Linked DNA regions of Homo sapiens: region 2 is linked to region 1. A link is an interaction called in ENCODE POLR2A ChIA-PET data of the cell type or tissue named here. Cell type or tissue: Panc1. All regions are shown on one strand. Links, peaks and the distances in the headings refer to the core of each region. The heading gives the core; the rest is flanking DNA.

What was found. ChIA-PET counts read pairs that join two places held together with the same protein. Peaks named below come from ENCODE experiments on the same cell type or tissue, not always from the same donor. Only the 100,000 strongest peaks of a DNase experiment are listed, where the experiment ranks them.
Region 2: POLR2A ChIA-PET joins it to region 1 with 6 read pairs; 2 of 35 experiments call an interaction of 5 or more read pairs at or near these places.

What each region holds. Positions count from the first base shown.
Region 1 is chr2:188,256,575-188,260,983 of GRCh38, reverse strand. All of the region lies in intron 1 of LINC01090 (long intergenic non-protein coding RNA 1090), which reads left to right. Among named protein-coding and RNA genes, the nearest start is that of LINC01090, 29 kb to the left of the region's middle. In Panc1, for the core only: no CTCF peak of the experiment used is centred there; no DNase peak of the experiment used is centred there.
Region 2 is chr2:188,320,346-188,324,754 of GRCh38, reverse strand. All of the region lies in intron 1 of GULP1 (GULP PTB domain containing engulfment adaptor 1), which reads right to left. Among named protein-coding and RNA genes, the nearest start is that of MIR561, 25 kb to the right of the region's middle. In Panc1, for the core only: no CTCF peak of the experiment used is centred there; no DNase peak of the experiment used is centred there; H3K4me3 peaks cover 491 bases; H3K27ac peaks cover 4,000 bases.

The sequences.
Region 1 (4,409 bases), core at 216-4,215:
GAGCAGTGGCTCACGCCTGTAATCCCAGCACTTTCGGAGGCCGAGGTAGGCAGATCACCAGGTCAGGAGATTGAGACCATCCTAGTTAACACGGTGAAACCCCGTCTCTACTAAAAATATAAAAAATTAGCCGGGCGTGGCGGCGGGCGCCTGTAGTCCCAGCTACTCGGGAGGCTGAGGCAGGAGAATGGCGTGAACCCGGGAGGCAGGGCCTGCAGTGAGCCGAGATTGTGCCACTGCACTCCAGCCTGGGCGACAGAGTGAGACTCTGTCTCAAAAAAAAAAAAAAATTCTATTGTTCTTCTAGTCTCTATTTCATTAATTTATGCTCTGATCTTTATTACATTCTTCTTTCTACTCACTTTGAGCTTACGGTCTTCCTTTTCTCGTTTTTATGTAGATAATGTTAGGTTGTTTACTTGAGATCTTTTTTTTTTTTTGATGTAGGCATTTATTGCTATCAGATTCCTTCTTAGAACTGCTTTCACTGCATCATATACAGTTTGATATGCTGTATTTCCATTGTTGTTTGTGTCAAGATAATTTTTAAATTTTCTTTTTGCCCTATTTAGTGTTCAGGAACTTGTTGTTTAATTTCCATGTATTTGGGAATTTTTCTAAATTCTTCCAATTGATTTCTAGCTTCATGAAGCATAGAAGCACTTTTTTATTGAAGATAAAATTACAGATTTAGTATTTGAGAAACCAAAAAAATGGTGTCAACTACCACATTTTTTCAGGAATAATAATATATTTTTTGCTTGCTGCTTAGAATAACTCAAAGCAACATAGACAATATTTTATGACACAGTTTAAAAGCAAGATGACTTAATATTTAACAATTGTATAATATTTTAATTAGCCCAAAATACTTTTTTCCTAGATTTTAAAGATGTTTACATTTTGTCACATTTGTCATTTAAAAGAGAAAATTATAGATACAGTTGAATGTCCATTTCTGCAGTCAATCCTTGTACCTCCCTTTTTAAAGGCATATAGTCTATCGACATTTATAGGATTGTTAGTTCAGATTTTAAGTTTACATACATTATACCAAATGGTAATAAACTTTTAGAACTGGCCATTCTAACTCAACATGATTATATATTTACCAATGTTGATATGTCTAGAACTTGTTCATTCTTTCATTTTAGTTGTGCATAGTATGCTGTTGGACAGTATACTATTATTTATCTTTTGTATAAATTTGATGAAGTTTATATATTCTAGGTTCTGTTTTTCAGTTGATTATGTTGAAAATATTTTCCTTCAGTCTGTGTTGTAGTTTTGGCTAAAAAATTTTAATAGAAAAATATAACTCATTTTTCTTACACATTATTTTAACTACAGGAAGAGAAAAAAAACCCCAGAACATTAAGTAAGACTACTGAAACAAGCTAAATAGGTGATATTGCATGTAAACATACATACATCTTTCTATTCATAGACAAGACACAATAAAAAATCTTGGATGAAATACTTCGATTTGCATATATTACACATTTTCTTTTTTGCTGGTTGATTAATGACTGCAAAGAAACTTGAACTCATTTTATGTGGAGAACACTGGTAAAGAAAAAGACACAAGAAATTCTGAAAAAGTACCTGAAAGTGAAGATCCTAAGAGTGAATTGGATCTTATTAAATAAAAAGCTGTTGTTTCTATTCTGTGGTATTTAGAGTTGGGAGTGGTTATATGCATGTTATTTATTCACTCATACAGTCATTTAAGAGTTTTATTTTCTTAATTATTTAGTAAAATTTACCAATACGAGGTAAGAATCAAGGTGAAGACTTATTTTTATTTAAGTGGAAAGTAATACAAAGTTTTATAGTTGAAGGAAACAGTTTGCAGCTGAGTTTGCAGCCATTTTATTTTGGAGGTCCCTTGGATTTTCCCAGTAGGTTCTGGAGTCATTTCTACATTTTTTCTTATGAAATTTGGTGATTATTATGTTAAGTATTGGTAAATGTGGTCATATCAAAACTATGTTATTTGTATTCTGGCAAACTTTTACACTAATCATACATTGTATGACAAGCAAGAATTTCAAGGAAGTACCTAGTCTGGTCTCTTTTATGCCTGATTATTTTTATGTCTATATCCATATAACTCTCCGTTATGATACTCTGTTTCTCTAAACAGTGTATCTCTCAGTTTATTCTCTTTTTTTAATTAAAATTGGAGACACAACAGGATAGAAATTGTGTGTTTTGTTCAAATGGTGTGCCTTCAACTCATAGAAAAGTGTGTGACATATAAATGACATCCTGTTTATATTCATTGAATATTTGCTGAATAAATGGAACAAACAAGGCCTAAACAGTTACATCATTCCCCCAAATCATACAAAGTATTTTTTCTGTGACAACCCATTTCCCCTCCATACTCCTCAGTCTGACAATTTAGTGTTTCGGACCCCTGTTCCTTTCATCCACATCTCCCTAGTCTACTGAAACATTCAGAACTACTCTGCCTTTTTCTTTCCAGCTCCTAATTATACTCCTAGATTTTACTAAGGCAGTTTAATATTTTATTTCTTCACAAGTTGTATAATCTCTTAGAAAGTTATATTCCATATTCCTGACAGATAGTGTATCATTATCCCTTCAGATTTAGCTGCATTTGTACTGCTAGGGTTATTACTAATCTTTTCTTTCTTTTTATTTTCCTTATCTCAAATTCTCAGCTCTAGTAAATCTGTGCTTTAACTATAATTTTTTAAAACTATTATCCTCAAATGATGAATGTGGGTGATAAACTCTCTGAATATTTGACTATTAACAAATATCTTTCTCTCTTCCAGGAGACTGGTATCTTGTCTGTCTAAAGAATGATTAGTTTATCATCCTATTTTCTCAGTAGTCTGAGTATTAATCCTTTGCTTTCTAGCAGATAAGAAGTTGGACACAAATGATTCTTATTCTTTGCAAGTGACTTGTTCTTTCTACCTGGAAGCTTGTAACGCTTCCTTATAATTTTGCAGTTCAAAAATTCAGATTGTGCCTTCACATAAATCTATTTCATCAACATTACTTGGAATTTGATGAGGCATTTTAATCTGCAAGCTTAAATATTTATTTAGCTTGGAGAAAATTTCTTTTACTATTTGATCATTTCATCTTTTCCATGTAGTCTTTTTTCCTTCTGCTAGAACTAATATTCTTCAAATGTTACATTAGTTGCCTGTACTATCCTTTACATCTCTCATCTTCACTCACATTTTCCATGTGTTAGTGCTTTTGTGTTGCTTTTTGTGGTATTTCTTCCTCTGGATCCTCTATTTGAGATTTCAAGTGTCCATACCCTAATATATCTGCAGAGTGTCTTTTATTGTGAAGATGTGTTTTATTTTCAGAAATATTTCCTATAAATGTTCTTCCTTAAAAGTTCTTCCTCAGAGGTTCTATTTAAATAAAGAACTATGCTAAATGTTTTGTTGCTCTTCTTTGAACAGACTGTTGGACCCTCAGGTGAATGATTACGTGTTTGTTCTTCTCACTATATCTCAGGTGCAGTTGCCATAGTACTGTCCTGGGTTGAGAAAATGGAATTGGAATGGAGATTTGTGTGCACTGTCTTTAATAGGGAGTGGTTTTTGGACTAACACCTATGGACAGTTGAAAGCCACCTTTGGTAGTACTTTTGAAAGCTGGCGAATATGTTCATCATTCCTGAGGGCAATCTGGACAGTGAACGAACATCACTATAATTTCAGGCAGCAGTGAACGTGATGGAGAGAACCAGTGTCTCTCCTGTTATAAGCCAATAGCAGCAGCAGCAGCAGATTATTAGACCCTATCACTGCTACCAGGAAAAATCCACTTTGGCTCCTTGGATTCTCTCAGCTTAAAAGCTAAAGAAGGCTTGGCTTCCTTTCCAATTTCTCAGAAAATTTTGAACAGAAACATGAGGCATAGTCGCATTAACTTATAGGGATTTCCAAATTATGGAAAGTCATGCTTATGCACAACCATGGATCCTAGATACAGTTCTTTGAACCCAGTCTACTGCCTGGCTAGGAAGGAAAGAGGGCTTCAAACTGTTGGCTTCATTCAGGGTTTGCCTGTTGTCCTCAAAAAAGACAGAAGGATTGGTTCTGTCTTTACAATATATCTACCTCACCTCCTCTAACTAGGGCCAAGCCATTATTGTTTCTCTCCTAGAGCCCAGTAATACCCTCTCAACTATTCTTCCTGCTTTCATACTTACCCATTTTAGTCTTAATATTGTAGCCAGAGTGATCTTTTTAAAATATAAGTCAGATTATGTCACTCCTCTAGTCAAAATTTTTTTCTATTTCACTTGTAGCAAGTCAGTCCTTAAAATAGCACAAGACTCAGTACAATCTCTACTAGTCACCTCTCTCTGCCCCCTCCACCACCCACATATATCTCTAACTTCATCT
Region 2 (4,409 bases), core at 174-4,173, 64 kb before region 1:
ACTCATGTCTTTCCTCAAATTTGAAACATAATGAGCCTACACTTCTAAATAAAATTGATATTTCAACCCTTGAAATAATACATGCATCTAATAAGGGAGGGTATTATAATAAAATTGATATTTAATTTATTTAATATTTGATTTAACTTTTTAAATATTTCTTAAATACCAATTTAAATTGTTTAAATACTTAAGCTGAAGTAAAAACTTAAAGGTTCTTAAGTCACTATATTCAATGTCTTTAAAGTTCAACTTAAAATGTACAGGCATCTAATAAGGGAGGGAAAAATCTTCATTTGTCATTTAAAAGAAGGCTCTTCTGAATATTATTCTTCTTGAAGATAGAGCATTGAAAAGTTTATGGGCATTTTATATGTTCACTAAGCAATTATTTTTAGAGGCTTAGTAACAGCATGTTCCCTGGAAAATGATTCAGGGGCATCAGAGACTCTACAACAAATTTAATTAATAGTGCTGACATTCAGTCATTTACTCATTTAGTCCTAAGTAAACACAAGAAGAGTGGTCAGAGTAATCACAGACATCTCTGTGCATGAGTAGCATGAGGGTTCTGACTGAGGGCCTTCTTTAGACATTAGGATGTCTTATAATTAAATCCTTATTTTCTTATTCCTCTCATTAGGCCCTTGGACTAAGTTTAAGACAAATATATCTAGCACTAAATTTTGCTATGCTAAGCACATGGTTTTGAAAATATAAGAAGGCATAAAAGCAAATTAGTATATTCAGGAGCCTAACTATATGACACAATTATTTAAATTAATAAAACTTTTCACATAGCCTATTTGCAAACTTGTGACATTTTTCTTGTCTAGTATCTTGCTGCCCAGAAGGTAAATCATAGAGGAGAGAGCAAAATTGAGAGGATACGCCAGCAATCCCCTCCACTTAAAAATTTGAAATTGGCCTTAGGATTCATAAGTGACCACAGCTATAATAGTTCTAAATGACTACATTTAATGAGCACATACAAAACTGAAAAAAAAAATAGGAAAACAGTGATAGTAAAAGCAAACTTCCCTTTCCCTAACTTTGTACACACATACACACACACACACACACACACACACACACACACACACATATCTTCAGATATCTCCTTAATGGCACATTTTCATTCAATTTGCACTCACAAACTCCTTAACTGCACACTTTTTGGAGAAGGAAGTGATTTCTCTGTGGGCAGCAAAAAAATTGAGGATTCTTCAGGATATTGTTTAAATAAATATTAAAATAACAGTCCTTCATGAATAAGTGGTTATTCATCCTTTAAACATTTATTGCCAACTGCAACTGTGCATGCAAAGAGTGGAGTCCCTAGAATATAAAAGAATATGTACCACAGCACAGCCTATGTTCAGGGCAGTTACAAAGGGAACAGATCTAAAACTAGATATACCTGACTCTAAAACCCATGCCTTTCTTCTGTGCTGAGATTGCAATCTAGCTACAACACAGTAAAATACAATGAAATAAAATAAAATCGCAGGAAGTACAATGGCAATTCAGGGAGAAGAGGAGATATTCACTCTGTCTGCAAAGGATTAAAAGAGAACCCAAGCAGCTTAAGGTGAGAGGCAAAATGTGAGCTGGATCTGGAAGAGTGTCGATATTTACAGACAAATAAATTTATATTGGTTTTTAGGAAAACTCAACGAAGAGAAGAAAGGACAGCAAACGCAAAGGTAAAATCTCCTAAGGATGCAGTGATTGTCCAGTTTGTATCAAGTAGGGGGAGGAATGAGAACATAAGCACAGTGCAGATGGTAGAGCAAATAGAGGGTAAAGATAAAGAGGTCTTGACAAAAGGCAGAACTTTGAAGGCTTTTGGCCAGAATAAAACATGATCAGGGCTGCCATGAACAAGAGTGAGAAAATACCTAAGACTGGGAGAAAAGAATTTCAAACCACAGGCAAGAGGTATTGAAGGCCAAAGTCAGGGTCAGGGAAGTAGTGGGAATGCACACTGGCTGGCTTTGACGTACTACTCAGCCATAAAGTCTACAACTTCAAATAAATGTGACCTTTACCACAAAGAGCTAAGTGAGAGTGGCACAAGAAACTGTAGTCAATATACATTTCCAAAATAAACCTTTATAAAACAGCTGAAATAACAAAGGTAGAGAAGAATTGCAGTGTTGTGAGAAACTGAGAAATAGCGACAGAAATACCTGGTAAAAGAATAGCTACAAATTTGGATAACAAACCACCATGAATACTATTATATCCAGCCACGTTATAAACTATTTTAATGCCATTTGGAGGAGATCTAGAATTAAGCTGAAATCAGCTTTAACTTTCTCTTTTTCTCTAAGGTATTACAAAGTTCATGCCATGAGAATAGGACAAACTAACGAGGTTATATTGTTTCTTCATTTACAACCTCACCTAGCAGCCAATGCCAACCTCTTCCTCTACCCCTAAAAAAAAAAGCTCTAAAATATAAATGCAGCATACTGAATTATACTCTATAATGATTAATACACTGTATAGAGAACACTGTGTATACAATTTGAAAATAATGAAGCAGAAGAATTTTTGATCATGTTGTTGATGATTCCTACTTAAAACCTGAAACCCCTGCAAATTAAAGGGCAAGTTTTGTAATGCACAAATTTTTTCCCATCAACTCAGTGGTGATACTTTAGATAATTTTAAGTGATTCCTGGGTAATTTTATTTTATTCATTTATTTATTTATTTATTTTTGAGACAGAGTTTCACTCCTGTTGTCCAGGCTGGAGTGCAATGGCACAATCTTGCTCGATCTTGGCTCACTGCAACCTCCGCCTCCTAGGTTCAAGAGATTCTCATGCCTCAGCCTCCCAAGTAGCTGGGATTACAGGCATCTGCCACCACACCCGGCTAATTTGTATTTTTAGTAGAGTTGGTGTTTCACCATGTTGGTCAGGCTGGTCTCAAACTCCTGACCTTAGGTGATCTGCCCGCCTCTGACTCCCAAAGTGCTGGGATTACAGGTGTGAGCCACCATGCTTGGCTACCTGAGTAATCTTTTAACTCTGTGATCCTTTTTACTTTACTATTTAATGTGTACTGAAAAAAAAAAGATATAGAAGACTACATTTCCCCTTTAAATATATTTAAGTTTTTAAAAAGTTTATTTCAATAAAAATACATCTATACAAGTGATAAACAGTGCCAGTAATACAATAAAATCTTATATGTGAAAAACATTTTTAGCATGTTAGCACACTAAACTTACTGCCACAGATAATTTCATCAGAACGTTATCTTTTAGTAGTTTTCTACTCAATCCCAGTTTATGGAAAAATCAGGTCTATTGTATTAGACTCAGTATTAGTATCAAATATAACAACAATATCTAGAATTTGGTTTATATTAATTTACAAAGAAAACATTTCATCTATTGGATATGCCATTTTCAAATCTTTTGAAATTGGTTTACATAGTTAGAAATTATAAAAGCAGAATCAGAAATTACAGATATAAAGATTGGTGTGTTGAAGACAGAAAAATAAATTGATCCATTAAAATCAATACAATGCTTGAATTTCGCATTCAAATTTTAACTTCAAAAAAAGGTTGAGTATTGTTTCTTCAAAGGAAGTGATTTAACCACATGCCAGGAAAAGCTTGAAATAGGTAATTCTTTTAAAATAGCCTATAGTAGAAATTCCTTTTAAAGTCAACAGGAAATTCATTAAACATGAATATATACCAAGGGCGGAAATAAGACCATTAAGTCTAGAAATATAGGAAACTGTTTTTTTGAAGTAGTCTACATTTCACTCTGAAGGACAGTTGGTTTCTTTTCCTTTTGTAGGTGTTTTTTTTTTTCTGGAGGAGGAGAGTACAAAAATTTTTAATTTCAAAGATTAACATGTCTGAAAACATATCCTAGATAGTACATAGATAAGGTTTTTGTTATTAAAACATTACTGAGTTTTGCAAATTTTAGGTAAAATCTTAAAATTTTAGTTTATGTTATTTCCATTTAAATTGAAGATTGCCCATATTCACATAGAAGATGAATGTTGAAGGATTATGTATAGAAAATCCATACATACTTAAACTTTATGATGCAGCATCTATTTTGAAAGCCTGTTTGTTTTATTTTTTTTAACAAAACATGCTTCTCAGAAAATATGTTTATATGTTGCATTGCATTGCTATAGCCCAAATGCATACATTTTTGTAAAATACCAAGAGTCAAAGTGCTGTATAAACTTTTGTCAGGACATAGGAAAGAAGGTCTTATACCAGGTTACTGATACTCACAGAGATATGTGAAAACATTTCTTTCAAGTTGGAGAGGACTTTTTCATCAGTGAATATTCTTTCCATGTAATGATGCAGCAAATACATACCTACTGCCAAGGACGTTAAAGTCAATTGTACACATAAGGA